Linked DNA regions of Homo sapiens: region 1 is linked to region 2. Evidence: chromatin contacts called from ENCODE Hi-C data. All regions are on one chromosome and are shown on one strand. The core of a region is the stretch at or near the end of the contact, and the rest is flanking DNA. Distances in the headings are between cores, read along the strand shown. Region 1 overlaps LOC124900817 (a long non-coding RNA gene). Region 2 has its middle 17 kb from the start of HAFML.

What was found. Hi-C counts contacts between places; a loop is a spot of excess contacts on that map. Pooled maps may share reads with other maps.
Region 1: a map of cardiac septum shows a loop between it and region 2 (2.4-fold over the local background). The contact joins two enhancer-like sites. A Hi-C loop is called at or near these places in 1 of 168 maps with a recorded cell type or tissue (cardiac septum) and 5 of 50 pooled maps.

Annotation. Positions count from the first base shown.
Region 1 is chr4:176,497,780-176,503,157 of GRCh38, reverse strand. The region is part of intron 2 of LOC124900817 (a long non-coding RNA gene); the gene reads right to left. Among named protein-coding and RNA genes, the nearest start is that of HAFML, 150 kb to the left of the region's middle. Within about 2 kb of position 3,482, at least 2 of the 41 ENCODE cell types and tissues checked have a DNase peak (open chromatin) inside an H3K27ac peak, as active enhancers do.
Region 2 is chr4:176,634,483-176,639,821 of GRCh38, reverse strand. No RefSeq gene overlaps it. Among named protein-coding and RNA genes, the nearest start is that of HAFML, 17 kb to the left of the region's middle. Within about 2 kb of position 4,066, at least 2 of the 41 ENCODE cell types and tissues checked have a DNase peak (open chromatin) inside an H3K27ac peak, as active enhancers do.

The sequences.
Region 1 (5,378 bases), core at 2,233-4,732, 140 kb after region 2:
TAAATGAATTAATAAATGTGCCTTGTACCTGAGGCAGAAACCAAGCTAACAACTTAGTCTTGAGGCTCCAGTTAGAGACATAGATTATATGGTGAGGAGGTGTCTATGAAAGAAAAATAATCACAGTTGTAGGAAGAAAATAACTTATCAGTGAATCCTTTTTCTTAAGAACGTAGTAAATAACATGTTAGTAACCCAAGACCAGTGAATATAATTGAAAATTTATGGGTTAATTTCAAAAAAATTTTACACTTCAAGTTAAAGAAGAGCTAGAAGATGGTTTCAGGATGGAGATTCTGTACAAACGCCAGTCATCTCTGATAGCTGTGCCAACAACTGGATGATTTAACACTTCTGTTAATTTTTTCCTCAATCTTAAAATGGCTGTATTATCACCTCAGTTGTTTATATAAAAAAAGTCATTAATGCTTGACAAGTAGCTGGAAACAATGACGCTCAATTGTAGCTTTAGTTAAGTTCTGCTAAACAACTTTGGTTTCTATGTTCAGCTGTTTATTGGTATCTAGGTACTTATTTAATTAGCTACTTGTTTAATGAAGTCATTTATTACTGTCAAGATAGCCATAATCAAGAGTATAATACAAATAAAGTATTAAAAAGATTAAAATAGATTCATCAGCCAAATACAAGCTTCTATACAATAGAGACACATAATTGTTTCAGGTCTGGTACTGAGATTAGCCTGATTGACTTTCTGGCTTTGATTCAATAATCTATTATCTCATTTTGAAATGAAATAAGTCTGGTAACAAATAGTCATTGTATCATGTGTTATGCAGGCACAATCAAAGAAAGATATGTTCATTTACCTACCACATCACCTGGCAAAACAAAATACTGAAGCAAGATAGATTGTACTATTGTTTTTACTCATTAAGCTTCATTCTATACTAAGTGTCTGTGCATCCAGGTTTTAGGAAGTGCAGACTTTGTCTGAGAATGTTACTTAGATACAAGGTGATTTCCTTTACATTATGGCACACCCTAGAAAACCATGACGCTTTGGAAAATGCTTACCTATAAGTTGCAGGAGTAAAATTTACTCTTTTTTTTTTTTTTCAAAAATAAAGACAGATATACACTGAAAAGTTGCAGGAGTAAGATTTACTCTTTTTTTTTTTCAAAAAATAAAGATGGAAATACACTGAAATAAATTAAAATATTACAGTTTTTTTGTCTTTTACAAGACTCAAACTAATATAGCACACGAACAATCATGATGCCTGTATTTAAATAATGGATACTTTAGCAAATAATTTTAAAGTTAAAGCAAAGTTATTTCTATATCTCCGGCTTCCCATCACCTGCAAGATAAAGTCAGACCTCCTTCCTATGACATCGGTGCTTGTGTTTCTTTTCAACAACCCTTCTCAATATTTTTGCCCCTCTGGGCATGCAAAGCACTCCAAACCCTCCATCCCGTGTCAGGCATCTTCTACGACAGGACTGGCTTCTACTGCCCCCCACTCAGAATCTAAGTCAGTTTTTAAGAAGAAACTGCCTTTCCTAAGGAAGAAAAGCATATGAGTGGAAGCAGAAGTAATTAAGAAATAGAAGTACATGTGGAGAAATAATTCGCATACGCTTTAGTTGGAAACTAAATGGCAAAACTCAAAGGCGTTTAATTTGATTTTAGCAAATTTTATTTTATGTCATTTTCTTAATCAGAAAAATTTGATACCTGGATATATAGTGTTATAAAAATCAAATTATGTAGCATAACCTAAGGCTTGGTGAACTCAGAGCGACTATTTTTCACATATATAGAAAACTGTTGCCTTTTTATGTATTGCAAATGTAGGTAGACAATTAAGTGTTCACCCCATGTATAGTTAGATTAGTTTGCTAAATTTAGTGTAAAATAATGTCACTTATTTGGAGATGATTGGGTTTTCCTGGTGGTAATTTTCAGTAAACTGTTAGACCAAGGTATAAGTCTAACCAGATGATTGGATTGACAGTGTTGAATCTCAGGCTTTTATTTTCTGGTAATGGTCTTGGAAATGAAGAATATTCCACAAATTCTGTCAGGAAAATTTGTAGCAGATTGATACCTTTACATGGCATGTTTTTATAATCATAGTCTCACACAGCTGCTATAAAAGTGAGGCAGCTCACCGTTTTATGTCTTTCTAGCCCATTTAAGCCATTTTCAAAACTCAAGTAACTGAATTTCATTCAAAATATACAATGTGTTACCAGAAAATCTTATTTATTCAGATATATTGTTGTATGACAACTTAGTAGGTGAGGATAGGCAAGCCTATATTTTCCATAAAAACCATTGAACAAAATAGAAAAGTAATTGATTTTTATTTTTGACTTTTACATTTAAGATAATTTATTTCACAGTCATTTAAGTTTTCATTGATACTTACCAGCTGAGAAAGCTGCCCCAAAGTAAGTGCTGCAAAGTTTTGCTACAGAAGTACTTCAATTAAATCCAACTAGACTTTATGGAGCAACTGTTTTGTGCTGAGCCCAGCGCAGGATACTCTGGAACAATACTAGAAAAATCACAAGCCTGGCTCCCACCCTCAAAGATTTGTTATCTAATTGGAAAGGCAAAAACATATATATGTAGCTGGGCATGGTGGCTCACACCTATAATCTCAGCACTTTGGGAGGCCGAGGTGGGCGGATCACCCGAGATCAGGAGTTCAAGACCAGCCTGGCCAACCTGGTGGAACCCCGTCTCTACTAAAAATACAAAAATTAGCTGGGTGTGGTGGTGGGTGTCTGTAATCCCAGCTACTCGAGTGGCTGAGGCAGGAGAATCGCTTGAACCCGGACAGCAGAGGTTGCAGTGAGCCACGATAGCCCCAGTGCAGTCCAGCCTAGGCAAAAATGAAATAAATTAAAAAATATATGTATATGTATACATATATATATGTGTGTGTGTGTGTGTGTGTGTGTGTGTGTGATTATATTTTATATGTTTTATGTATTCGGCACCACGTATGCTGCTGTAACATAAATTCATGTAATGCTATGCTTCAATGGAGGGTAAATGGACAGGAATTAATTTAAACCTGGGGGAATTGTTAACCGAAGAAAAGAGAGTTATGATTATTAAAAATATAAACCATAAAATAAAGTGCTCTATTTTTCAAAATTATAAGAGATTAGTCAAAACCAAAATAAAACTAGTCAAGAAAATGGCATGGCAGCTCCAGAAATTAAGAACATGCCACCAAAATAAATTTGTATATGTCAGCACATGAGGGTAAAATTATGGGTGTAATAAAATCATGCATTACTGATCTTGAGATGGGTAAATCTGAAAAATATATACGATCTTAACTATTAGGAGAAAGAAAGTTTATTGTGGAAAACAAAACACGGAGGATTGCATCATTTTACTATGCTATGATTTGCACTCATAAAACATGCTGAAAAAATGTTGCTTCTCTTAAAAATCCCTTTGTTTCCACCCACTAAGTAAGAATGTCATATTTCAGTGACTTTATTTGATGAGTCAGAATGAGATGTCCTATAAATGATTGTTTTTAGAAAAAGAGGCAAAAGAACACCCAGAGATCCTAGTTGTTTGGAGAATTGAAAAGATGTTATAGAAGGGAAAGAAATATATGGCCAAATACAGACTTATTAAATCAGAAAATTCAGAGTTTTCAACTTAGACTCATGGGTATAATAATAATAATGTCTATTATTATTCTCATATATATGATTCTAATATTCTATTACATATTTACTATTTTTTCTATAATATACAATTTATAAGATTTATGTCAGGAAATAATTTTAATGAATAATGAATTAATACATTTAATCCTAAATATTATTATATTAACATTGTATATTAATCTAGTTAATCAGTAATATATTATTTTATCATTATGAATGTATACTATCTACACTGTAACTCTCTGAGATAAGTCTTACACTTACCCCATTTACAGTGAGGGAATGAAGCCTAGAAATGAGAAGCGAAGTGCCCAAGGTTACACAGCTGGTGAGTGGTGGAGCTGGGATTGGAATCCAGGCAATCTGGCTCCAGAAAATGTGCTTTTAACACGTGCAGTCTCTCTCTCTGCACAGCAAACAGTCTCTGATAAAATGATCATTCTCACCAGCTTGCATCATGAAGTCAATGATACTCATGCCCTTCCTCTTACCGGAACTGTGGGCCCAACCCCGTTTATCACCAATTGACATCTATTTATTTTTCATATCTCAGGTCAAGTTTCATGTCAGGCATTCCCCAAACCCTGGTCTAAGCCTCTTTCCTCTGTTATATTTTACATAGTCAATTATTTTTCCTCAGAACACAGATCAGCTCATAGTAAGTCATGTGATCATTTGAATAATGTCTGTCTTCAACTCCAGATTCCATGATCCACTTGTGTAGCTCCTACCAACATAACTGTTACATAGTAGGAATCCCAAAGTATTTGTTCAATAAATCAATGGAAGAATAAATAAATAATACATAGATTAAACAGAGTAACTGAGCATACTTAAGTCCACTCATTCTTTAAAGTTTTGTAACTTTTCCAGGATGCTCTCTGTGGTTTCCCCAGTTGGAATCGATCATGTGGTCTCTCCTGAGCCCTCATTGCCCTTGTACCTGTATTTCCATTGTTCTCAGAGTCTGCTTTCTAGGACCTTTAATTCATCCATGTCCACCTCCCTTACAATAATATAAACCTCTGGAAGTCATGAGTGATGTCTTACTTGCCTTTCCGTTTTCCACAATGTCTACCTGGTATATTGAACACCAAAAATACTGAGATTTTTACTGAACTGAATTAGATAAGACTGAATTAGCATTACATGGTACCCTTCCTGTTTAATCTATCCCTTTTGGAGCCCAGACTTGGAAAGAGCTATGCTGGAGTGCCTAGAAAGAACTTTGTGCTTTGTTATAGCCAATTCAAAACAATGAAGTTCTGAATGTGCTTTGCCTGCACATGCTGTTCTACCATGTCAAATGTCCCATTTAACAGGGAAAATCTCTAAGGAAAAAGTGTTCAGATATGCAGACTAAATGCACTGTCTTATGTCTCTAAAATACAAACCACATGCTTTTTATGTTCTAACAGACTCTGGACTCCATCAGCAACTTTCAATACAGTGAACTTACAGTACCCTCAGTTTTGGAATTTAAAATTCATTGTTGCTCATATGCATGTCTTGATCCATACTAGGATTTCTGCTTTCCCAGGAGCGATGAAGGGGTTTCATGATTAATCTACACCTTCTCACCTCATCCCTTTGTGGGTAAAAGCATCTGGGAGATAACCATTTAGTTGTGCCTGTAGCCTGTGGCCATGGAACAAAAGTACCATCTACTGTTCCGCTTGCAGGCAGAGGCCAAACCCACCCCCTGGGTC
Region 2 (5,339 bases), core at 2,817-5,316:
AAAAGAAAAGAAAAGAAAGAAAAAGAAAAAGAAAACTCATTCCCTCTTTCACATCATCATTATTGAATGAAGAGGACCTCCTGGATCTCCATGTCCTCCTGACAAGAGCTTCACTCTCCTTCCATCCAGCAATCCAGGCCTCACTATCACTCTCTGCCATAAAATATTGAGAAATCATCTTATCTTGCTTTTCGCAAGAATTCAAGGTCTCCCCAGTCATGTCATCCTTCAGATTCTAACCTACATTGCCTTTTCTAACTTCTCTCCATTCTTCTACAACATCTAAAACCCTTCTTCCACTGTACCCTTCAGAATTTAAAGTCAGTAGTCAGAAAAATTGCTGTTATCTTTAAACTTAACTCTAACCAAAATATGGCTTTCTCTTAAGAGCATGGCTTTTTCTAATCGGCTCACTTCAGAGATGACTGTTTCTTGGCCACATCCCTGGCACCTCCAGACCAAGGAAGCCTTACTCTTGAGACCATTCTCCCCTCTACCCCCCTCAAGTCCTTTAGCTTCAGCTTACGCATCAGCACACTCCATGCACTTCCCTCCATATGGCCGTCACCTACTAAACTCTTAATAAAAGTCTTTATTAAGAGTTCTTTCCTGGATGACTCTTACTCTTTGCAATCCTGTATTACAACACCAAAACTCATATAGATTACATAATATCCTGTCTTCTCAGTTCTTTGATCTTCTTGTCTATAATATTTAGTTAATAAGTGAATGAAGGATCTCCTACTCCACCTATCTCATTCTCTTACTCCCATGGCCATATTCTGGGCCTTGTCTGTTTCAATATCCACAATCTCTCTAAAATATCAATTCCACGCATTCCACTCTATGAGACCTTTCTTTATCATTCCCTCTGATTACAACTATCTTTAGCTTGTTGAGAATTGCTAACCATTAACCAGCTACCTCCTAATGACATCATATCTCTCTGATCTAATTTAAATTAAATTTTATACTTCTTAATTATAACTATTCCCTTGTTGCTCATATGCACTCTTGGCAAACACTTTAACCCTGATAAAACCCAAGTCTGTACCTGCTCATCATCTTCCCACATGCACCCTCAGTCTCCTAGACAATTGTTGTATACCTTTTCTTCCCTCTTAGAACACCTAATATTTCATCTCCAATCTTTACTTTCAGCTACTTTTTTTCACTGAAAACTTGGAAGCAATCAGAAGGGCACTGCCACAATGTTCTTCGCAATATCTGTGCATTGACCAGCTTCTGTTATACCAAAATTACCTCCTTTTAAGCTGTTGCCCTCCTGATCTTACCTGTGGCCAACTTCTCACTTATGTTCTAGATTTCATCCAATCTTACCTACTAGAGGACATCATTCCAGCAATTCTACTCTCTTCTTCATGATCTATTTCTTTCTCTGAACTGGATCAGTCACTCATCATTAAATTATATGATTCTATCTCCCATCTTAAGTAGAACAAACATCTGAACACCACATTTTTTCTCCATTACCCTTATTTTTCTGCTTCCCATTGTTGCAAAATTCCTTGATAAAATGGTTTATAGTTGGATGCCTCAAGTACCTCTAGTCTCTTGCTTTCTTGAACCCTCTCAAATCAAAATTTTGTCCTAAGCAATTCAACACATATTAGATTTATCAAAACTTGTCACAGGTACCAAAATCCCCGGGTACCTCAGAATGTGTGTTGGATTAATGATTCTTTAACCCCGACATAATATCAAATACTTCAGAATTTTCTTCTCATCTTTATATTATTGTCATTCACTTATTTGCCTTATTCCACTATAAACTCATTGAGGACAAGAATTAGACCTCACCCAGCTATCTGTATCTACTAAGATATTTAGTTAAGTATCGTTTTGCACACTACTATTGTAATCGCTATCAATATAGCTAATATTTATTGAATTCTTAGGATAAGCTAAGCACTATTCTTAGTACTTTCAATAATTGATTCAGATAATCTTCATAATAACCCTAGAAAGTAGATGTACTATTATCCACACTTCATTATATCAGGTGAAGAAGATGGAGCATGAAAAAAATAAGTAATTTTCCAGAGGTCACACAGCTGTGATGGATGAATCACAAAATCTGACCCAGGCGATCTAACTCCTAAGCCTGCATTGAGAATAAATTATGTACTGAAATTATCAATCAAATACACTTAATAGGCTAAGGGCATGCCATTGCTATACTTTAAAGAATATCTGTAAAATTCAATGTAATTGGAGTGGAGCTTCTTTTCTTTCTTTTTTATTTTTTTTCAAGATGGAGTCTTGCTCTGTTGCCCAGGCTGGAGTGCAGTGGTGCAACCTCGGCTCACTGCAGCCTCCGCCTCCTGGGTTCAAGCAATTCTCCTGCCTCAGCCTCCCGAGTAGCTGGGATTACAGGCATGTACCACCACACCAAGCTAATTTTTGTATTCTTAGTAGAGACGGGGTTTCACCATGTTGGCCAGGCTGTTCTTGAACTCTTGACCTCGTGATTCCCCCACCTTGGCCTCCCAAAGTGCTGGGATTACAGGCATGAGCCACCGCACCTGGCCCGGTTTATTTTCATAATAAAATTAAGTTTAACAATATTGGTTTCAAATTTCAGAATATTTTTCTTCTTTTATTTTATTTATATTTTCTAAATATAATAGAATATACTTTAATACTGTAGATAATAGAAAAAGAATAAAATATTTGATTTGGAGTGAAAAAGGAGAACATATAGGATTCACCAAATGATAAATCTGTAGCATTCAAATCAGCTAAAATTTTGAACAGGAAAAGAATAGGAAGAGCCTTTTTTCTAGCGCACTCCCCTTTTTTGTTGTTTCTCTCCCTGGAGAAAAACTTTAAAAAGCACAATAATTTGGAACACTTATGGAAATAAATGTTGTAGAAACTCACGTTAATAATAATTCCAATAATGTTGTCATGTTAGATAAACCCCCTGAACCCTCAGAATCATTTATATTTATATTTTTTTGGCTTTACTTAATAACTTCATAATTACATAATTATGTCCCTGAAATTAGGGTGCAGGAATGTTTAGTCAGTTACCAGGACTGAGGATTTGGGGTTCATTTACAAAATGAACAATTCATTATTATTGAAAAAAACATCAGTTTAAGTGACTGTCAAATTATAGCTTCTTATTTCAGGACTGCAAGCAATTGAGCTCTGAGCATCCCACACTTCTGAGGAATAAATTTTGCATAATCATTCAATCATTTTGAGTGGGCAGCAATATAGCTTTAGCACCTTTGCTTCATACACTCAAATCTAATTACATAGCACTGAAGAGAAGTCATCATCTTCCAGAAATGTCCATTATGTTTGCAAGGCTTATCTGCTTAATGGTTTTTGTCCAGTGTCAGGCAGAACTAGCTGCACTTTGTGTTGGAAATCACACTGTCCTCATTCTCTTCGGAAATAATCAAGTCTTTTTATTCTTCTCTAGATGCTACTATGCAAGGCAAATATTCTAAAGGAGCATCTCAATGAGTTTAAGCCTCTTCTACCATATTCTGTGGAAACTTCATGTGGTGGTTTCTTTAGCTTCAGAGAAATCCAGGGCAGACAATCCCAGCCTTGATGCTGATACTATAAATGACCTTCCCCGGGTTCTCTACGTGAATGGTGTGCACAAGGGAATGACGTCATCATCACTTTAGTCATTTGAAGACGGCCTGAAATATCCCAGGGGAGCTGTGAGAACAATCAGCTCCTCCTTCAGGAAATGAGAGGAAGGGCCAACCCAAGGGAAATTTATTTATTACATGTTTGAAGGCTGCTGAAATAACAAAACATCCTTAACAAGCAAACCTATCCTATACAAAATAATAATAATAATAATAATATTCTCACACTGGGGCAGTGAATGTCATTCAGGCAAGTCTAGGGAGCATTCTGTTAACGGCACTCCCAGAAAAGGAGGAGGGCAATGTGGCAATATTAAATAAATTACTCATCAGTGAAAAACTTTCCTTGACCCATCTGCTCGCAGGAAATCTGCTCAAAGTTGGCCTTGGCACCAACCAGGTCAACAGCTTCTGCGTCAGAGCAAGTGCTTTGTCACAATTATATTGTGCTGAGAAATCCCTACTCTTAGGATCAAATAGTTAAAATAAGACCTGCTGCAGAAGAGCAGACACTCCCAAAATCAGGTGAGATGTCAGGCTTCATTTGTCAAGCCTGCAGGAAATCTAAGGTTTGAACATTTTCATCATTTTCTCTCCCTTCCCAAGGCTGAGCTTTGCAATCTGGAGACATGTTGTGTGCCTGCCCTGGGTCAACGTGTAAGGCCATCCCTTACCTAAACTGTACTTTCAGAGTTAGATCAAGTGTGGGAATTTGTCTCTTCCTTTGAGCTTTCTCAGTTACATTTTGCAGGTTACTTCTGAATTGTAAATCTCTGTCAATCCCAGAAGAGGGAATTCCTTTTTGCCATTTTACACTATTATTTTTTGTTAGAGATTGTATTTTTCCTACTTTTGAAAGTCCTCCTTTTCTCCAGTGTAGTTGAAATAAAATTATACATCAAAAAGTAGAAAGATGGAAGAAGGAATTCTGTCTCAACAATGTACCATAGAGGCCAGGTGTGGGAGCTCATGCCTGTCATACCATCACTTTGGGAAGCTGAGGCAGGAGGATCTTTTGAGCCCAGGGATTCGAGGCAGCAGTGTGCTATGACCACACCACTGCATTCCAGCCTGGATGACAAAGGAAGACCAAGTCTCTTAAAAAAAACAACAACAACAAAAAGAAAGAAAAAAAAGAATGTACCATAAAAATCCTGCGTAAATTCTCACCCTGCTGGTCTGTCGTACAGATTTCAGACTCAAGACCACAACTTCAACTCTTACCTGAATTTCCAGCCTGCCATTCTGCCCTTTCCAGCCCCCACATCATTAACTCCACCCAGTGAGCTACATCGTCGCCCATAAGGGTATGACTAGTAGGATTTGGGTCTGGAAGCTCTGCCCAACAGCTCTACTGGTCCAGGCATTTTTCCTTGTTGGTGCTCAGCAACTTCTCATCTGCAACATGACTTTGGGCCATGGTGCCCTGAGGTATGGCTGCTGGAATGCCCCAGAAGAAGACCATCCCTGCATTGCTGTGCAGTGTAATTCTCTCCACCTGAGTAGCCCCATATCTCTTCCAGGGCTGCCTGAGCCACCGACCTTTTGTGTTAGCAGCAATAGGACTATCTCCCAGCACAGGCCTGCAACTACAGATGCTGTCAGTCTGAGAACTGAACTCTACCTACAGACACCCAGAGGCCTTTTTTTTCTGACTTAGGACAGACCAAGACAGAGAATCCTGGAAGTTGTACTAGGGAG